6 separate regions of the Homo sapiens genome follow, and regions 2, 3, 4, 5 and 6 are each linked to region 1. Evidence: chromatin contacts called from ENCODE Hi-C or POLR2A ChIA-PET data. All regions are on one chromosome and are shown on one strand. The core of a region is the stretch at or near the end of the contact, and the rest is flanking DNA. Distances in the headings are between cores, read along the strand shown.

Evidence for each region. A loop is a pair of places that touch in the nucleus more often than their neighbours do. ChIA-PET counts read pairs that join two places held with the same protein, here RNA polymerase II (POLR2A). Pooled maps may share reads with other maps.
Region 2: a loop to region 1 is called in a map of naive thymus-derived CD4-positive, alpha-beta T cell, with 23 times the contacts of the local background. The contact joins the promoter of AARS1 here to the promoter of AP1G1 in region 1. A Hi-C loop is called at or near these places in 1 of 168 maps with a recorded cell type or tissue (naive thymus-derived CD4-positive, alpha-beta T cell) and 6 of 50 pooled maps. POLR2A ChIA-PET finds 5 or more read pairs at or near these places in 3 of 52 experiments (A549, MCF 10A and activated T-cell).
Region 3: a pooled map shows a loop between it and region 1 (13-fold over the local background). The contact joins the promoter of DDX19A-DT here to the promoter of AP1G1 in region 1. A Hi-C loop is called at or near these places in 6 of 50 pooled maps. POLR2A ChIA-PET finds 5 or more read pairs at or near these places in 2 of 52 experiments (CD8-positive, alpha-beta memory T cell and naive thymus-derived CD4-positive, alpha-beta T cell).
Region 4: a map with no recorded cell type shows a loop between it and region 1 (4-fold over the local background). The contact joins the promoter of ST3GAL2 here to the promoter of AP1G1 in region 1. A Hi-C loop is called at or near these places in 4 of 37 single-sample maps with no recorded cell type and 3 of 50 pooled maps. POLR2A ChIA-PET finds 5 or more read pairs at or near these places in 1 of 52 experiments (activated T-cell).
Region 5: POLR2A ChIA-PET joins it to region 1 with 10 read pairs in GM12878. The contact joins the enhancer-like site here to the promoter of AP1G1 in region 1. POLR2A ChIA-PET finds 5 or more read pairs at or near these places in 3 of 52 experiments (A549, GM12878 and K562).
Region 6: a loop to region 1 is called in a map with no recorded cell type, with 17 times the contacts of the local background. The contact joins the enhancer-like site here to the promoter of AP1G1 in region 1. A Hi-C loop is called at or near these places in 3 of 37 single-sample maps with no recorded cell type and 8 of 50 pooled maps. POLR2A ChIA-PET finds 5 or more read pairs at or near these places in 2 of 52 experiments (Caco-2 and HepG2).

Annotation. Positions count from the first base shown.
Region 1 is chr16:71,807,446-71,810,494 of GRCh38, reverse strand. It overlaps AP1G1 (adaptor related protein complex 1 subunit gamma 1), which reads left to right and starts at 1,661. Exons shown (of 23, transcript NM_001128.6): 1 at 1,661-1,732. It overlaps LOC124903714 (a long non-coding RNA gene), which reads right to left and starts at 1,537. Exons shown (of 2, transcript XR_007065110.1): 1 at 1,293-1,537. RefSeq lists enhancers at 610-689, 1,250-1,939, 1,883-2,530.
Region 2 is chr16:70,287,880-70,290,928 of GRCh38, reverse strand. It overlaps AARS1 (alanyl-tRNA synthetase 1), which reads left to right and starts at 1,423. Exons shown (of 21, transcript NM_001605.3): 1 at 1,423-1,508. It also overlaps a transcript of DDX19B not described here. RefSeq lists a silencer at 2,078-2,207.
Region 3 is chr16:70,345,097-70,348,145 of GRCh38, reverse strand. It overlaps DDX19A-DT (DDX19A divergent transcript), which reads left to right and starts at 1,399. Exons shown (of 5, transcript NR_039997.1): 1 at 1,399-1,947. It overlaps DDX19A (DEAD-box helicase 19A), which reads right to left and starts at 1,243. Exons shown (of 12, transcript NM_018332.5): 1 at 1,098-1,243. The coding sequence starts at 1,154. RefSeq lists enhancers at 999-1,488, 1,007-1,624, 1,625-2,243.
Region 4 is chr16:70,437,506-70,440,554 of GRCh38, reverse strand. It overlaps ST3GAL2 (ST3 beta-galactoside alpha-2,3-sialyltransferase 2), which reads left to right and starts at 1,455. Exons shown (of 7, transcript NM_006927.4): 1 at 1,455-1,606. RefSeq lists silencers at 1,304-1,483, 1,584-1,783.
Region 5 is chr16:70,575,081-70,578,129 of GRCh38, reverse strand. It overlaps SF3B3 (splicing factor 3b subunit 3), which reads right to left. Exons shown (of 26, transcript NM_012426.5): 26 at 462-3,049. Among named protein-coding and RNA genes, the nearest start is that of SNORD111, 39 kb to the right of the region's middle. RefSeq lists an enhancer at 2,389-2,458. Within about 2 kb of position 1,534, at least 9 of the 41 ENCODE cell types and tissues checked have a DNase peak (open chromatin) inside an H3K27ac peak, as active enhancers do; they include GM12878, where a contact is called at or near this core.
Region 6 is chr16:70,736,120-70,739,168 of GRCh38, reverse strand. The region is part of intron 13 of VAC14 (VAC14 component of PIKFYVE complex); the gene reads left to right. Among named protein-coding and RNA genes, the nearest start is that of VAC14-AS1, 17 kb to the left of the region's middle. RefSeq lists enhancers at 615-784, 686-1,216, 1,189-1,348. Within about 2 kb of position 1,493, at least 30 of the 41 ENCODE cell types and tissues checked have a DNase peak (open chromatin) inside an H3K27ac peak, as active enhancers do.

The DNA.
Region 1 (3,049 bases), core at 412-2,911:
TGGGATTACAGGTGCCCACCACCATGCCCGGCTAATTTTGTATTTTTAGTGGAGATGGAGTTTCACCATGTTGGCCAGTCTGGTCTCGAACTCCTGACCTCAGGTGATCCGCCCACCCCGGCCTCCTAAAGTACTGGGATTACATGCGTCAGCCACTGTGCCCGGCCTACTTAGAGCAATTTTTGTTAAGTGTTTTGAAATCCCTGCATGAAAATGACTAAGGAAAAAAGTGCAACCTTCTCTCTATGACACCCAAATCCTAAACTCAAGATTTGTGGTTAGTTCTGGCCAGGCCGGTGGCTCACACCTGTCATCTCCACACTTTGGGAGGCCGACGCAGGCAGATCACCTGAGGTCAGGAGTTCAAGACCAGCCTGGCCAACATGGCGAAACCCTCTCTCTACTAAAAATGCAAATATTAGACGGCCGTGGTGGCGGGAGCCTGTAATCCCAGCTACTTGCGAGGCTGAAGCACGAGAAATTGCTTGACCCCGGGAGGCAAGGTTGTAGTGAGCCGGGATCCCGCCACTGCACTCCAGCCTGGGCAACAGAGCGAGACTTTGTCTCAAAAAAAAAAAAAAAATTTTTTTTGTGTGGTTGGTTCTGTTCTCTTTGGCACCCAGCCTGCTGCTGTGTTGTATTGTACTTTGTTGCCAATCTAGCAGAAGGATTTTAGTCTAGGTAGGTCACCTTTCCTTTAAACAGGCCAAGATATCAGGCCCTCTTTACATTCACATGGAAAAGACTCACGTCATATGTTAGTAATTATTTATCAGGTTAGGAACTGTCTGGTTAGACTTTCTTTGGCCCTGGTTATTAATTCATGGAGTCATAGACCGAAAGCCCATTCTGTAAGGGTTTCAGCTAACATGAGTCCAAGTCTTCTTTCTACATATGAGGAAATTGAATCCCTGGAGAGTTTAAGTGACTTGAGCAGTGCAAGCACCGCGGTACCGGGCGTGGAATCCATTCTTTTCAGTCATCCTCTTAACTCTTCATAAAATATGTTGCAAAGACACCATAAAACCATAGAATACCACCTGGAGCATGCTCCTTAAGTTATAAAGAAAGCAAAAATCTTAAAGGAGACAGCAAAGAGTTCGGGATTCCCGTGGACGAAGACCTTTTCAGCCCTGCTGTCTTCTCCGCCCCCACCTGTCTCGCTTGCTCTCACTTCCTGGGCTACCTGACTTAGCTCCGCCCCCTCCAGGTGGCTCCACCGCTTCCTGGTAGCCCAGCTCCACCCCCCCTACCCCCCCACCCCCCTACCCCCCACCCCCCTACCCCCTCACCAAGCGGAACCAATGTCCGTCCGCTACGGGGTAGGCCGGATCTTTCTCGCTCAGACTCATCGCAGCGGTGACTCGGCAGCAGCGTCTCGCGTCATCAGTGACAGCCCCGATCCTTGCTACGTTTGCGTCGCTCTGCCAGGAGCAGTCGCCTCCTCCTTGGCAAATAGTCCTCGGCAGGGTCCGAGTTCTTGGATAATTCGAGAGAAAAGGCACGATAAGTTGCAGTACGAGGACACGGAAACGACCAGGAGAGGAGGACAGGGAGCGAAGTTTCCTCAATAGTGTGTGAAGTTAGTTAAAAACTCCCTCCTTCCTCAGGATCCCTCCGCCTGCGGTAGCGGTGGTGAGGCCGAGGGAGCCGCCATTTTGGATGTTCGGTTCCTGCTGCCACTGCTGCCGCCGCCCCCGGAGCTGCTGGTTTCATTCGAGGTTTCGGGCCGGTGAGTGTCACTCCCGGCGCTGAGAGCATATTGCTGCTTTTGCCCCGCCGCTGCCGCGGGCGCTCGACCGGAAGCTTCCTTTCAGTTTCAGGGGTCCAGTCCCAGGCTGTGGGTGTTGAGAAGAGAAGACAGAGAAGCTGGGCCAGGAGAGGCCGGGAGCCCCAGGGGCTGCTCCGACTTCTGGAGGGCCGACCCCGAGGCCTCGGACCGGGAGGTTCCGCGCGCCGCGGCGTTCCGTGTTGTGGCGTTGCCCCGCCGGTACGGGCCTCCTTGAACCCTTGACTTTCTCAGGCTGCGATCTTTGAGGGCTCATTCAGGGAGCCTGGGGTTTAGCGGGGCGGGCCCCACCCCCGCGTGTCTTCTCTGAGCCACGTATCAGCGTTCTTGTGTCTTGTACCCGTGTCAGGTCTGTCAGATAACTCCCAGCATATCCAAATGCCCAGTTAATCGCTGCCTGCCCCTGCAGTGCCGTCCTCTCGGAACCGGACATCGGCCTCGCCTCTCTCTAACCTTCCGACCAACTTCTTTCCCAATTTTTCGTGTGTGTGTGTATATGTTGTTGTTTTGTTTTTTTCAACCTACCTGCGAGTATACTGTTTACCCTTTTCTCAGCTCCTGGCCCTGCGGACGTCAGCGTCTAATAATTCTCCCGGTCTTCCTGATTGCCTGAAAGAGTCGGGACGGTTCGGTTGATTGTGTTTCCCGGTTAGGACTCGGTGTAGGAGATCCATCGAACCACTCGCTCAGGGTAATGTTTATGAAGCAGATTATGTTTATGAAGCAGATTAAATGGCTTTTGGGAGGCAAGAGCTGTCAAATGTTTTCTCATATGTGGATTCCCTCCCTGTGCTGAATACTTAGCTTTTTGGTGCTTACTGACACTTGTGTGGTATTTTTTTTTCTCCCCTATTATATATCCCTGAGCACGGAAATCTGTCCATGGAGAAAAATATTAATCTGAGGTAGGTAGAAAGGAGAGTTGGGCTGCTTTACAGTGATTAGTTAACAGAAGGGAGGAGTTAGTGCTTTCTTAGTGACCTTAACTTTGAAGTGTTTGTACAGTAATGATCTTTGCTGACTGATTCTAAAAAATACTTGTAATGATTTCATGTATTGGGTTTTTCTGGGGATAGCTGAATTTTAAATATTCACTTCCACCGTTCCCTAGAATACTTGTCAAATACCTAACTTGTCACACACCCTAACTTTCACGTTTGAAAAATATGAACCCTCTAAGTACTCGTAATCTCGTCACTTTTATTCTAAAGGCATGTTTGCAGTCTAGCATGCTTGAATAAAAAGTATGTCTTTATTTTT
Region 2 (3,049 bases), core at 174-2,673, 1.5 Mb after region 1:
CAGATGATGGAGGTAATAGTGCAGTGGTTAAGAGCATGGGCTTTGGAGTTAAATAGACACAGGTTTGGATCCTGTCTCCACAACTTACTATTGGGTGTGAACTTGTGCAAGGTAATTTCCTCATTTGTAAAAAGGGGACTCCAGCTGACCTCATACACAGTTTAAAAATCAAATGAAATAAGCATGTGAAATGTTTGATGCAATGCCTCACGTATAAATACATACATATTTTTCAGACAGGGCCTCGCTCTGTCGCCCAAGGAATGCAGTGTCACGATCAGGGCTCACTGCAGCCTCAACTTCCTAGGCTCAAGTGATCCTCCCACTTCAACCTCCCAAGTAGCTGGGACTACAAGCATGCGCCACTATGCCTGGCTAATTTTTATTTTTTATTTTTTTTTTTGAGACGGAGTCTTGCTCCGTAGCCAGGCTGGAGTGCAGTGGCGCCATCTCGGCTCACCGCAACTTCCGCCTCCCGAGGTCAAGGGATTCCCTTGCCTCAGCCTCCCGAGTGGCTGGGACTACAGATGCGCGCCCGGCTAATTTTGTGTTTTTAGTAGAGACGGGGTTTCACCATGTTGGCCAGGATGCTCTCGGTCTCCTGACCTCGTCATCCGTTGGCCTCAGCCTCCCAAAGTGCTAGGATTACAGGTGTGGGCCACCGCGCCCGGCCTTTTAAAAAATTTTTCGTAGAGACAGGGTCTAGTTATGTTGACCAGGCTGGTCTCCAACTCCTGGGTTCAGGTGATCTTCCCACCTTGGCCTCCCAAAGTGTTGCAATTATAGGCGTGAGCCACCGCACCTGGCATGTATATATGTATATGTATATATATATATTCACCCTCCTCCCCCAGGCCTATAAATATTAACTTTTTTTTTTCCAAAGGCAAATCGAGGACCAGATGCTGATCCAATCGTACCTGAACTACTGATGTTATTTCTTCCACACCAAATTCAAGGTCTCCCCCGGACAAGTGTAACCATGGGCACAATGTCAGACTCTTTGAGGGCTGTGTATCACTCAGCAACTAAAATAAACAACTATAGCAAGATATGTAACCTCTACCAAACACGTTACCGTCTCCCCTTTTTAACTATGTCAATTGTGGTGTTAGGACTTTGCCTATGGAAACCAAAATGTCGACCTCCGGGAGCCGGGGGCGGGGGGGGGCGGGGGGGGCGGGGGGGGGTCTAACTCGATCATGTGACGCACCCCATCCCACCTTTTCTCGCAGTTGCATCAGCCAAGTTAGAGCCGCCTTCCCAGGAATCCACTAATGAACGGATTCGTCCTCAGTTTGACTGGCATGTTGGTTGACCAATAATATCTCATGAGGTAAGGCGCGGCGGGGCACTTTCCGTCGGCGCGCTCTGATTGGACGGAGCGTGGCGGGTTGTGGTAGGTCGTGGTCTGAGGCCGGTACAGCTGCGCGTCTGCGGGAATAGGTGCAGCGGGCCCTTGGCGGGGGACTCTGAGGGAGGAGCTGGGGACGGCGACCCTAGGAGAGGTAGGCCGCCCTCGGAGAGCTCTGCGGTGCTAGGAGAGCGGCTGGGCCCGCAGACTGGGGGGAAAGCTCCGCAGCCGCAGTGGGCCCCAGGATCAGGCCCCGCGTGGCCTGGAGAAGCCCAGTCTGGGCTGGAGCGGGAGCTGGACAGTGTGGCCTTGCGTTCGCCCCCGGGAGCGCTGCGAGTGTCGCGGCCTCGGGTGGATTTGCTGAGCACCAATACCTCACGGTTGCCAACCTGGGGTTTTAGCTCCCTTGGTTTTAATCCCCTAGGGGCGGGTGGGGGCACGGGAGGAAGGATGGGCCAGCTGGGTGCAATCCTGCTGTAAGCCAGCCATTCCTTGATTTCTTAAAATTAACTAAACAGCTGATGCCGGTCCAGGCGCACCGAGACCGTCATCTTAAGCTGTTCTGTAAAACAGTTTGTATTTCTCGGTGTGCTTTGAAGCATGTGAGTTAATTCCGAACTTGGTGTTAAAGGATTAGTATACCTGATCACGAAATACGTATTTAGCAGCCACTGTACTAGATGCTGAGGATGTGCTGTAATAGCCCAGGGCCAGGCGCGGAGGCTCACGCCTGTAATCCCAGCGCTTTGGGAGGTCGAGGCGGGCGGATCACCTGAGGTCAGGGGTTCGAGACTAGCCTGGCCAACATGGTGAAACCCCGTCTTTACTAAAAATACAAAAATTAGCCGAGCGTGGCGGCGCGCGCCTGTACTCTCAGCCACTCCGGAGGCTGAGGCATGAGAATCGCTTGAACCCGGCAGGCGGAGGTTGCAGTGAGCTGAGATCACACCATTGCACTCCAGCCTGGGTGACAGAGGGAGACTCCGTTTCAAAAAAAAAAAAAAAAAAAGAGCCCAGAACAGTCGTTGCTGCTGGGATGGAACTGACAGCCTGATGGGGGAGGCGCACATTAAACAATCCATGAAGCGCGTATGGAAATTATGAAGGGAAACACTTGAGGCTGTGAGACAGTAAAAGAGGGGGAGCCTTATCAAGAAGGGGAAGGCGGCCGGGCGCGGTGGCTCACGCCTGTAATCCCAGCACTTGGGGAGGCCGAGGTGGGCAGATCACGAGGTCAGGAGATTGAGACCATCCTGGCTAACACGGTGAAACCCCATCTCTACCAAATATACAAAAATAGCCGGGCGTGGTGACTGGCGCCCGTAGTCCCAGTAGTCCCAGCTACTCGGGAGGCTGAGGCAGGAGAATGGCGTGAACCCGGGAGGCGGAGCTTGCAGTGAGCTGAGATCGCGCCACTGCACTCCAGCCTGCGCAACAGAGCGAGACTCCGTCTCAAAAAAAAAAAAAAAAAAAAAAGAAGAAGGGGAAGGCTGTCTTAAATAAGTGTCTTGGCCGGGCGCGGTAGCTCACCCCTGTAATCCCAGCACTTTGGGAGGCCGAGGCGGGCAGATCGCCTGAGGTCAGGAGGTCGAGACCAGCCTGACCAACATGGAGAAACCCCGTCTCTACTAAAAATACAAAATTAGCTAGGTGTGGTGGCACATGCCTGTATTCCCAGCTACTCAGGAGGCTGAG
Region 3 (3,049 bases), core at 150-2,649, 1.5 Mb after region 1:
CCAACATAGGCCCTCTATCTCGGGGCTATCAGAATAACTTCTACACTGATATTTCTATTAGCCATCACTTCTAACATATTCTGTTCTCTGTAGTTCAATAAATCCTTGCCAGCCTTGTCTAATTCTGTCAATAGCCCTCTCAAAAATCCCCATACCGGCTGGGCGCGGTGACTCACGGCTGTAATCCCAGCACTTTGGGAGGCCGAGGTGGGCGGATCACTTGAGGTCGGGAGTTCGAGACCAGCCTGACCAACATGGAGAAACCCCGTCTCTACAAAAAATACAAAATTAGCCGGGCGTGGTGGCGCATGCCTGTAATCCCAGCTACTCGGGAGACTGAGGCAGGAGAATCGCTTGAACCCGGGAGGCGGAGGTTGCGGTGAGCCGAGATGGCGCCATTGCACTCCAGCCTGGGCAACAAGAGCAAAACTCTGCCTCAAAAGAGAAACAACTACAACAAAAAAAAAGACAGTCCATTATCACTAAACAAACCTAAAGTTTAGGTCTTAGATATAAGAACAGAAAGCCACAGTGTATGCTGTAATTACATTCCAGTTGAATGAATATTCATTACTGAAAGAACAAGTACATGAAACCGTTACTTTACACATCAATGAAACAATTTGTAGTGCCTCCTTCCAACATCTGCAGTAGATTGAGGTATTAAATCCAAAAGTCAATCTGTTATTCTGCAAAGAGCTACAAACTACCAACCACGTTAAGCATGGATCTAAGAAATGTTAAATACAGAGTAGTACAGAAACATGCGAAGAACAGTCGCGTAATGAAAAAGAGAATCAGAATCTAAACTTGGCTTTCCTTATAATCGTCACCGAGGAGGTCAATAGAGGAATGACAGCATGCATAGTGGGGCGGATTTACCAAAGGATGAAGTCCTTAACCAGCCCAGATGGAGATAAAAAGCTCGACATTGGTCTCTTTAGCTCTAAGAGCAAATCAAGGGCAAGTGACTGCCCTAGCAAACTGCAGGAGCGCGTTGCCCAGGGGCCTCCCCAACCCGGGGAGCTCCCTGTGCTTTTGGGAGGTTTCGCTTGGGCCCCTGCTACGTCCTCCTCGCCAGGAGCTGAGCTACTGACCGACTTGACAGCCGCTTCCTGCTCGTCCACCGCCAGGGCCCACGAGTCGGTGGCCATAGTCCCGGACAAGGGAGACCCACTTGTGAAAATATGCGCTGCACCACGTCGCAACGCGGGCCCTAACCTCGCCACCGGCGCGAGAATGCACCTCACGCGGACCGGAAGCGGCGGTGAGCACAGGTGACGTCAGTTCCCACCCAGCGTGCGACATCATCATTCTGCGCGGCGCCAGGTCTCTCCTCGGGCCTCGCCTTTCCCTTCGTGCGCAAACCTCGCGCTTTTTGCTCACCCTTCCAGGACGCGGCCTCCTCGCTTCTTAAAATGTCTGAGCTCTACGAAGTGGAACTGTTAGCCCTCCGTTTATTGCCTTACTTCACACTGAAATAAGCCAACGTTTATTTTATTTTATTTATTTTATTATTTATTTTATTATTTTTTTTCGAGACGGAGTCTCGCTCTGTCCCAGGCTGGAGTGCCGTGGCGGGATCTCGACTCACTGCAACCTCCGCCTCCGTGTTCAAGCTATTCTACCTCAGCCTCCCGAGTAGCTGGGATTACAGGTGCCCGCCACCACGCCCGGCTAATTTTTGTATTTTTAGTAGAGATGGGGTTTCACCATGTTGGCCAGGCTGATCTCGAACTGCTGACCTTGTGATCCTCCCGCCTCAGCCTCCCAAAGTGTTGGGATTACAGGCGTGAGCCACCGCGCCCGGCCCCCAACGTTTCTTTTTAAGCCTGTCATATCTCACATTAAATGTGTAAGTCTCTGAACTGTAGGGCTTTGAACAAAGGAAAGTTCCATGAGAATACTATATGATGCCAATTTCTACTGTTAGGAACGCGATAACAGGTAAGAAAACAAAAACCAAAACGCAACAGAAGACCCGTAAACCCCATAATTCCACCATCCAATAAACACAACACACAATGCGTTTTTTCGTTTCTTTTTTGAGTCAGGGTCTCATTGTGTCGCCCAGGCTGGAATGCAGTGGTGTGATCTCGGCTCACTGCACCCTTGACCTCCCACCTCAGCCTCCCAGGTAGCTGGGCCCACAGGCCCGCACCACCACTCCTGGCTAGTTTTTAAACTTTTTGCAGAGACGGAAGTCTTCATTATATTGCTCAGGCTGCTTTTGATCTCCTGCTAACTCCAGAGATCCTCCTGCCTTGGCCTCTCAAAGTGTTGGGATTACAGGCATGAGCCACCACACCTGGCCATTATGTTGAAGGACCACCAAATACATAATGTATAATCTATTTATATGAGATTCAAGAATAGGACAAATAAAATCTATGCTGATAAAAACTAACAGAGCTTACCTGTGGAGAAGGATGTTTGGTCCAGACACAAGAGAACTTCCTGGGTGATAGAATTATTCTGTATCTTGATTGGGACCTGGTTACATAGATGTGTAAATTTGTTAAGTCATGCTACTTTGTATTTCTAAACTCATGGAACCATTATTTACAGATATCACCCAGGCTGGAGTGCAGTGGCCGGGTCTTGGCTCACTGCAACCTCTGCTTCCTGGATTCAAGCGGTTCTCCTGCCTCAGCCTCCCAAGTAGCTGGGATTACAGGCACACGCCACCACGCCCAGATAATGTTTGTATTTTTAGTAGAGATGGAGTTTCACCACGTTGGCTAGGCTGGCCTTGAACTCCTGAGCTCAAGGATCTGCCTGCCTGGGCCGCCCAAAGTGCTGGGATTACAGGTGTGAGCCACAGTGCTGACCTGCTTTTTCTTTTTTATAAGCAGTTCCCAAGGAAGAATAACTGTTTTTGTTTGTTTTTTGTGACAGGGTCTTGCTCTGTCACCTAGGCTGGAATGCAGTGGCACGTTCACAGCTCACTGCAGCCTTGATCTCCCAGACTCAAGTGATCCTCGCACCTCAGCTCCCCAGCAGCTGGGAATATAGCACTTCGCCACCACCCCTGGCTAATTTTTGTGTG
Region 4 (3,049 bases), core at 206-2,705, 1.4 Mb after region 1:
GCCTCAGCCTCCCAAGTAGCTGGGATTACAGGCACGCACTACCACACCCAGCTAATTTTTGCATTTTTGGTAGAGACAGGGTTTTGCCATGTTGGTCAGGCTGGTCTTAACTCCTGGCCTCATGTGATCCACCTGCCTCAGCCTCCCAAAGTGCTGGGGTCGTGATGACATCACTGCACTCCAGCCTGGGCGACAGTGAGACCTTGAGCAAAAACAAAGAGCGTTCCTGTGCTAAAGGGGACTAGACTGGGACCCTGCCTTTCCGGGTTTGGCTCTTCAGGGCCATTATTAATTATCCCACACAAGGGCCATCCTTGAAAGAGGATACCGGTGTGTTAGCAGCAAACACCAACAGCAGAGGTTATCAGGTTATCAAGGTAGTAACCGGCAGCATGAGCAACACCTGGAGACGGGGTAGCAATGCCAATTCTGGGGCCTGCCCTAGAGCTAAAAGAACCAGAAGCTGAGGGTGGGGGCAGCAATCTGCGTTTAAACAAGCTGGCCAAGAGGATCCCATACACACCAAAAATTCAGAACCACTTCAGCCTCACTTCAGCCTGTTGGAGGGCGAAACTGCAGTCTACCTGGAGTTTCATAAAGGTTTTGAAATAGGTGCGGAAGTTAGGGAAAGGATGGGCTAATAAAAGACATGGCAAATATTTAAAATGCATTCACTTTACCCTCAACAGCAGGAAGCTACGGGCATCTAAGAGAGAGCCTGCAAGGGGGAGATGCCCCGGTGGATGAGGAACCAATAGACACTCTGCCCCCTTTTCCTCTTTTCCTAGGTGGGGAACACAAAGTCCAGCGAGGCCAAACCCCCGCTCGCACCGCTGATGGGGTCTCTCTCCCCTCAGGCCAGGGCGCAGCGGCCCCACCGCAGCTCGGGCTTTCAGAGCCCGGGCGTGAAGCCAAGCTGGCCTCAGGTCGCGGCTCTTTGAGAGCGCGAGTGGGAACAGTGCCCTCCGGCCGGGCTCGTCAGCAGCTGGCCACAGCAGCATCTGAGAGGCGTCCTCGGCTAGTGTGCACCTCCCTAGGAACCCACGTATCCAACCCGGCTCGGGGCCGTCTGCTCCAGCCGCTGGAGCCCGGCCTTCTGAGAATGAAGACTTCCCATCCCCCTCCGTCTCCCCTCCTGCACGGCGGACCCCCTGAGCCCTAGCGAAACTACAAAGCCCACAATCCCTGGGATGCGCGCGCTGTCTTCTGGGAGATGTAGTCCTGGATGCGGGGCGCCCCTAGCGACCCAGCGCCCGCTGGACTCCATATCCCAGCATGCCGGCGCGCGTGCGGGGGGCGGAGGGAGGGAGAGACGGGGAGGATGTGAATGGGGTGGGGGCAGTCGCCCCTGTCCCCCACCCTTCCCTTCAAGCCGGGCAGGGGTGGGGGGAGGGGCCGGGCTGAGGCGGCGGCGGCGGCGGCGCTCGGGGAGGGTTGGGCCAGGCAAGGGCGGGACTAGCCCACGGCGGGCGGACGAGAGAGCTGCGAGCTAACGGGTCCGGACGACGGCGGCGGCGGCGGCGGCGGCGGCGACGGCTTTCTGCGCGGGCGGCGGCGGCGGCCGGAGCGGCGAGCATGGCCCGCGCGGCGCCGGGCGCTGACTGAGGTGCGCGGGTGGGATGAGGGCGGGCGGGATGCAGAGCGCCCCGGGCCCCCGGCTGCCCAGACCTCCCCTGCGCGGGCAGCTGGCGCGGCCCAGCGGCCCAGACCGGCCCGTTCCAGCCCGGCAACTTCCCCCGGGTCGGGGCGCCGGGCTCCCTCGTGTGGGCGGGGGTCCGCGCGCGTTGGCCTCATTCCGGATCCCCGCCTTCTGCTTTGCACGTCCAGCCGCTCCCAGCCTCCCAGGGCTCCCGCTCCGCTCCTTTGCCGGCAGCCCCCAACCCCAACCCCAGCCCCAGCCCCAGCCCTCGGAAGAGCTCTCTGCCCTGGTCCCGACTTCCAGTCCACTCCCTAGTTCGTACCGCTAACCCTGGGTCTCCCGGCCTCTGCTCCACCTGGGAGACCCCGGCCCCACTCTTGGCCAGAGCCTGTCTGCCCCATCAGCTCCTCTTTCCTCTCTCCCCTGTGATCTTTCCCCTACCTGGCACTGCCCCCTAACCATCCTCAGTGGCCCAGTTCTCACGGCTCGACCTTCCTACTTTGGGGAAACTGAGGCACGGCTGAAGCCAGAAACTTGGCCAAAGCGCCAGTCCCGTGGAGGCTGGTCTGAACCTCGTCTCTCCTCTCTCCTGTTCCTTCTCTGCCTTGGAATGGAAGTCATTTCTTACCCCCAGTCATTCCCCTGTGACTGGACCAAACTTCCCACCCCCTGCTACAGCTCTGGGCTGAGCTCACTTGAGTCTCCCCTTAGCTTCCTGCCGCTCCTGTTGGCCTTCCCTCCTTCGCATAACCCACTCCGGGTTCCCTCTGCCTGTAGAGGAGTCAGCACCAATTGCTTGCTTGCTCAAGTTAGCCTTTCGATTTATCTTTTGCCAACTGCATCCATCTCCCGTCTCCCATCTTCCCTCTTGCTTTACAGCTGCGTAAAGGAGCGGAGGATTGAGTCAAAGGTGGTGTTGGAGAAAGGGGCTAGAGAGGTGCTGGGGGCAGGCAGGGACCTGGGGCCTCTTTTCAGTCAAAGCCTCCGGGGGAGTACAGGGCACTCTGGGACCTCTGGCCAGTAACACACTCCCGCCTCGTCTTTGGGACGGATGTTTGGAAGCTGGTTGGCCACCCCTTCCTTGCCTGGTGGGCTCTGAAGCCCTTCTCAGGTGGAAGGTATCGCTGGTTTTTAGAGAGATGGTGGCATAAGAGGAGTCTGGGAGACCACACCCCTAAGCTTCATCTTGCTTCTGCTGCTAACTTTGGAGGGGTTGCCCTTTCAGGGAGGGATGCCTGCTGGCTGCCCTGATCTCTCTGTGGAGGAAGGCACAGAGTATGTGGGCGGTGATCTCAAGTTTAGTCGTGGGACTCAGGATTTAGAGGGAACGAGGGCTCAGAGAGGTGGCACAGATTTGCCTGTATTATTCAGGTTTTTTGTTTTGTCCTCTTCAGATTTTTTTTTTTTTGC
Region 5 (3,049 bases), core at 285-2,784, 1.2 Mb after region 1:
GAACGGCTGTGTTCAAAGCCTCAAACTATCCAAGAGGGGAGTCTGTAGTGTTTCACTGAATGTGAGCACAGAATCCTGGATTTAGGAACCCCTTATTAACACCCAGTCTTCCACAGCCAACCTAGTCTGGAGTGCTGACCTTGCTGGATGCGGTGGCTCACGCCTGTAATCCCAGCACTTTGGGAGGCCAAGGCAGGCGGATCACCTGAGATCAGGAGTTCGAGACCAGCCTGGCCAACATGGTGAAACCCCATCTCTACTAAAAATACAAAAATTAGCCGGGCGTGGTGGCAGGCGCCTGTAATCCCAGCTACTCGGGAGGCTGAGGCAGGAGAATTGCTTGAACCCAGCAGGCAGAGGTTGCAGTGAACCAAGATCACTGCACTCCACCCTGAGCGACAGAGTGAGACTCGGTCTCAAAAATAAAAAAACAAAAAAAAGAAGAAAAAGAAATGCCAACCTAGTGACAATAGTGCGCTTTATTCCGAGTGCCAATGCATGCCACAAGTAGTTGTTCATGAAATGTTTTCTCAATTGGATCGACAAAACTGGATTCCTGGTTTTGCCCTGAACTTGCAACAGGACAATAATGCCCACGCTGGAATGTTCCAGGCTAACTCCTCACCCGTCCCCAAGGCAGTGGCCACACAGGTCACACACACTCTCTGCAAGGCCCTGCTGGAAAACTCTGCCAAGGCGTTGATTCATCCGTTGGGCAGCTAGTGGGAGGGCAGAGTGGGTGGAGGTGATGGGGGCACAGCCACAGGATCTCACTGGGGCCTCACAGAAGCCTGAACACCGCACGGTGCCCTCTCTGGGGCCTCTTGGCTTGGAATGATGCCCCTTTCTTTCAAAGCATCACATATAGGACAGCAGGTCCCCCAGATCTCCCAGGGCCAGAGCCCCAGGTCAGCGGACAAGCCTCAGAACCCCTGAGCACTCAGTCATGTGCGTTTGTGCTACCATGACCCCAGGAGACCGGTTTTTGTTTTTTGGTGTTTTTGAGACAGGTTTCGTCCTGTCATCCAGGCTGGAGTGTAGTGGCGCAATCACAGCTCACTGCAGCCTCAAACTCATAGGCTGAAGTGATCCTCCTGTCTCAGCCCCCTAATTACTGGGACTACAAGTGTGCACCACCATGCCTGGCTAATTTTTGTATTTTTGGAGAGATGGGGTTTTGTCATGTTGCCCAGGCTGGTCTCAAACTCCTGGGCTCAAGGGATCCTCCTGCCTCAGCCTCTCAAAGTGCTGGGATTACAGGTGTGAGCCACCATGCCAGGCCCAGTAAATCAGTCTTATTCTACCAATTTACAGGCAGGAAACCAAGACTATGCTTAGAGGCTAGTGAGCCCAGGTCATCTGACTGTATACAGTGCTCTCTTCATGGACTTTGCTGCCTCTTGGCATTTGGCAGGTGGAATCTCGTTTCTGATTGCTTTATGAGGGCAGCATTGCCTTTCTCCAGTTACATCATCGACTCCCTAAAGCTGAGATTCCCCAGTGTGTCCTCATAACAGCTGGAGGCCCTAATAACCCACAGGAAATGGTAGTACTTCCCTTGACCATCACGTGTTACTAGCTTATACACATATACTCACGGCTCCAAATTAGTAACTTCTAAGCCTAAACGCTACCAAATGACCCAACTGAAAGCACCTCTCCTTTCATTATGAGACTGCAGTCAGAGAAGGGAGCAAGTTCTGCTGAGTGGACCTGGGAATTTAAAACTTGACTAGGCTCTGGAAGGCAGAGTGAGAGGTGGGAAACTGAAGGGGGCTTGCCTCTGGGCACCGCCAGAGATGCTGCATACGGGGGTGGGGTGGGGTAGGGTGGGGCTAACAGGGCCCCTCAGCTATTCCAGATGGGCTGGCCCAGCTCCTTTTCCAAATCTGAAACTTCCAAACCTGGTTTTCTTTGATATTTTTTTTCTTCATTTTGAACAAGCAGCAATGTTCATTGTCCATCACAGCTACTGATCATAACACTGGACTGTGAAGCAGACACATGCCCAGACATCACCAGCAGACTCTTTTTTTAAAAAAAAAAAAACAGGGCTTCACGCCCGGCTTTTTGAATTTTTTGTAGAGATGGGGTCTGTTTCCTAGGCTGGTCTTAAACTTCTGGGCTCAAGCAATCTGCCTGCCTCTGGCCGCCCAAAGTGCTGGGATTACCAGGCATGAACCACCGTGTGAATAATTGGGAGCAGACCCCAGGAATCTGTTCTGACAAATGAAGAGGGTTCTAATATCCCACTAGGATTATGAGCCACAACTACAGGTTTCCTACCATTTCCTGACCTAAAACCCCTGCTGCCCACTCCCCACCTCTTCATTTTTCAGACTTGGGACCTTCTGATTTTTCCTGAAGTCCCAAGGTTGTGGCTGAGGAAATCAGATGCAGGCTGCAGGCTCTTCTGAAACTGGTGGCAGGCCCTCTGGCAGACTCACCTCACCACCAACCTCACAGCGACAGAGACTGCCTGGTTATAAACTCTCCTCCAACCTCTGGGTGCAGAACAGAGCTGGGAGGTGGTGGTTCATGGTAGGTGCCCAGTAAACGTTTGTGGAAGAAATGAGCGTAGCAGCCTCTTCTAGTGGGTCAGCATGTCTCCTGATGGCTTAAACAGCTCCTGGCCAAGTGCAGTGGCTCACGCCTGTAATCCCAGCGCTTTGGGAGACCAAGGTGGGTGGATCACCTGAGGTCACGAGTTCGAAACCAGCCTGGCCAACATGGTGAAACCCCATCTCTACTAAAAATACAAAAATTAGCCAGGCATGGTGGTGCATGCCTGTAGTCCCAGCTACTTGGGAGGCTGAGGCAGGAGAATTGCTTGAACCCAGGAGGCGGAGGCTGTGGTGAGCCGAGATTGTGCCTCTGTACTCTAGCCTGGGCAACAGAGTAAGACTTCATCTCAAAAAAAAAAAAAAAAAAAAGAAAAAAAAGAAAAAGAAAAAGAAAAAAAAGAGAAACAACTCTTGGTTGTGCTGGTTCAGACTGGTGTGTAGCCTACACCTGCCCATTTCAGTTCACCTGAACTTCACAGGGTGTG
Region 6 (3,049 bases), core at 244-2,743, 1.1 Mb after region 1:
CCCTCTCTATAAACCAGGTGCTGGGGTGCCTGGGGGCTCTGTGAGCTCCCACATGGCAAGGGCTAGGCTAAATGCTCCCTGCATGTGAAGGGGGCCTTTGCTTGTGTCCTAGTTATTACAGGCCGGTGCAGAGGGCCCCTGTGGGAGGCTTCCCTGGAGATCCCAGCTTCTCCTGCCCCTCTGTTCCAACACACTTGCTTATCTCAGGCTGCCTGGGTGGGTGGTGAAGTTCACATCTGTTCCCTCCTGGCTGTGACCTCTTAGACCCCCAGCTGGAAGTGCATGCGGAGGCTCCTCAGCGTCGCCCAGTGCTGGGTGATTTGTGTCATCAGCTCAGTTTGAATAGCGTCATGGCAGGCCACACAGGCCAAGTTTACTTACCCCGGAATCCCTGGCACCAGGTGCCCAGTAAGGGTCAGTACCTATTTTTGAAAGTTTATTAAAATAATGGAAGGCAGGGGCACCAATCACCTGAGCCTGAGGCCCCCGGCACTGCTGCCCAGAATGGCATCCTCTCATACCCGTGCTGCCAGGCCCTCCCTTGTCCAGTTGGAAGCCCCAGCAGTCCAGCCCCCCTGCTCCACCAGCAGGGGGTGCCTTCCTCCACACCCTCTCCTCGCTGCCTTTGGCCCCAGCCCTCACCCTGCAGCAATAGCTCTTTCCCGGTGGCAGACTGCTATATGACCTCTCCACTGCCGCGTCAGCTGGAAGTCCCCACTGGGCCCTGCTGCATCCCATCGGCTTCTCTCTCGCTCTGACCTGAGCAGCTGCAAAGTCTCCTGGCTATGATTGATGCCTCCGGCGCTCCTGTCCTGCCGACCCAGGCCGGCCCACAGATGAGAAAGTGATTGCCCCTTGAGTGGGTTCCCGAGTTGGTGCCATTGCGGCGGCCTTTGTCTACGTAGCTGTGCACCCCCTCCAGTTCTGCAGACTCTACACCCCCAAGACCCTGCTCAGCCTCCCTTTCTCCCAGCCACTTGATTCTTGGGGGAAACTGCCCCTTCCCCACCCTGTCCTCTTGGTTCCATACCAGCCTCTCCATCACCCACCCCTTCTGTGGACCACTTCCTGTGCCAAGCACGACTTGATGCTCTTTAGCCCTGCCTGGTTCACAGAAGAGGAGCTGGCCTCGGAGAAGGTGGTGCTGCCTCCCCTGAGCGGCCTCTGGCCCTTCCCTTGTATCCTCCAGGCAGCAGATCTTGAGCCCACAACGGGCTGTCCGGGCACATGGACCCCAACCCCAGCAGGGAGGGAGGCCGGAGTGGAGCAGGGACCCTGCTGGGCCTGAACTGGGTGGCTGACGTTTTCACATCTGGTTCTGTTGAACTGTAACTCGCGTTATGTACTGAAGCCAGGGTTATTTTTATCCTGACATGTGAGGTTTCTTCACGTCATAACCACAAAACTCAATCCAAAACATCCCGGGGCAGGTTGTTTGTGAGACGTTCTGTGGATTCTCATGTCACCACATCAGGTTTCACTTAGTAACATCTGCAGGGCTGGCTCCCCGGCCGCCCACCCCGCCAGCCTGGGTTTCTGTGTGGAGTGCGTCTCTGTGCCCCTGGCCAGCCGCCGGTCACGTGCACTTCCTGCCAGGGGCTGGCAGGCTCCTCACTTGCCCAAACCAGAAATACAAGGCACAGTGGCCTTCAGCTGAGGGATGGCACTCTCCCTCATGCTCCTGCCCTCTGCAGGATTGGGGAATGGAAATCCCACTCTCCTGGGCCCCTCAAAGAGAGCCTGTCTCCCGAGACACACAGCCGGGTTGTGGGCCCCCCTCTCCCTCGCCCCCTGCTGCAGCAGCTGCCCACCATCTACAGGGGGCTGTGCCTCAGTGGCACCCCTGAGTAAAACCGCTGAGGTCCTCGGAGCGCAGTGTTGGAGGGCGTGCCCTGAGCTGCCCCGTCCCGGCTCCCACTTTCCTCATGCGCCTGCAGCACCCAGCCCAGGACCCTGCTTACAAGAGCAGATGAGCCAGAGCCGGAGGTGGGCGGAAGAGCAGGCAGCAGTGAGGCGGAAATCAGCATACTTGAGGGGCCCATTTCTCCTGTAGTCACCCTCCCGGGGTGAGCTTGTTCTCTCTCCACCCATCTCCTCCTCCTGAGCCTGCAGCCCTGCCTCAGAGAGCATCTCAAGCCAAAGGGCAGCTCAGATCAACAGAGTGGCTGGGGGCGATGGGGGCCACTGAGGCTGGGAAAGAGCGAGCAGCCCCCACCCTGTCCTGCTGAGCACTGAGGCCTTTCCCATCCCTGTCCAGCCCGCCCTCCCTGCCCCTTCAAGTGTGGCCCCTTTCCCCACCTCCCCTGCTGGGAAAAGACTGCCCTGCTCAAACCTGTGGTCTCAATGCAGCCCCTCCCAAGGCTCCCAACCCTGTCTTGGGGAGGGCAGAAAGTCTTTAAGCCTTGGGAGCACTGTGAGGGCTGAGCTGCACTCAGCTGAGGATGTGAATCGCTTGCTGCGGCTTCTCGCAGCTGTGACACTGCCCTCCTCCTCCCTTCCACTAAGGGCCTCAGCTCCAGGGTCCAAGGGGCAGCCTGGACATTGAGAGTCCATTTTGGGTCCACACTAGGGGCTGTGGCTAAGGAGTTCAGAGTTGTGTCCAGAGCAGCCCAGCCCTTCTCTTCTGCCATCTTTAGCCAGACTGTCAGCGGAGAGATGGGCTGATCTCCCTCCCCAGATGTGTGGGGGTCACAGGTGGCCCCCCTTCTTCCTCAGAGCATCCTGATAGAGCACTGTGAATTTGTGCCAGAAATGAAATCTCCCCACTCAGACATTTCAGACCAGCCCCCAGACATCCATTCTGAGACTCAGAATGAGAACGGTCTGCCCTGCGCAGTGCTCTGCGCTATGGGACGCTTGCTAATAAAAAGGAGCCCCCGTGTACTGAGTGCAGACTGTGCGGCAGGCTCCGGACCCGGCACATTACATGTTTTTATCTCATTTAATAGGGGCTCTTACTGCACTCACTTTACAGATGAGGAAACTGAGGCTTAAACACCATGCTCAGTGCTTCCTACTGCCCCTGTGAGGCTGGAACGGCCCCGCACCT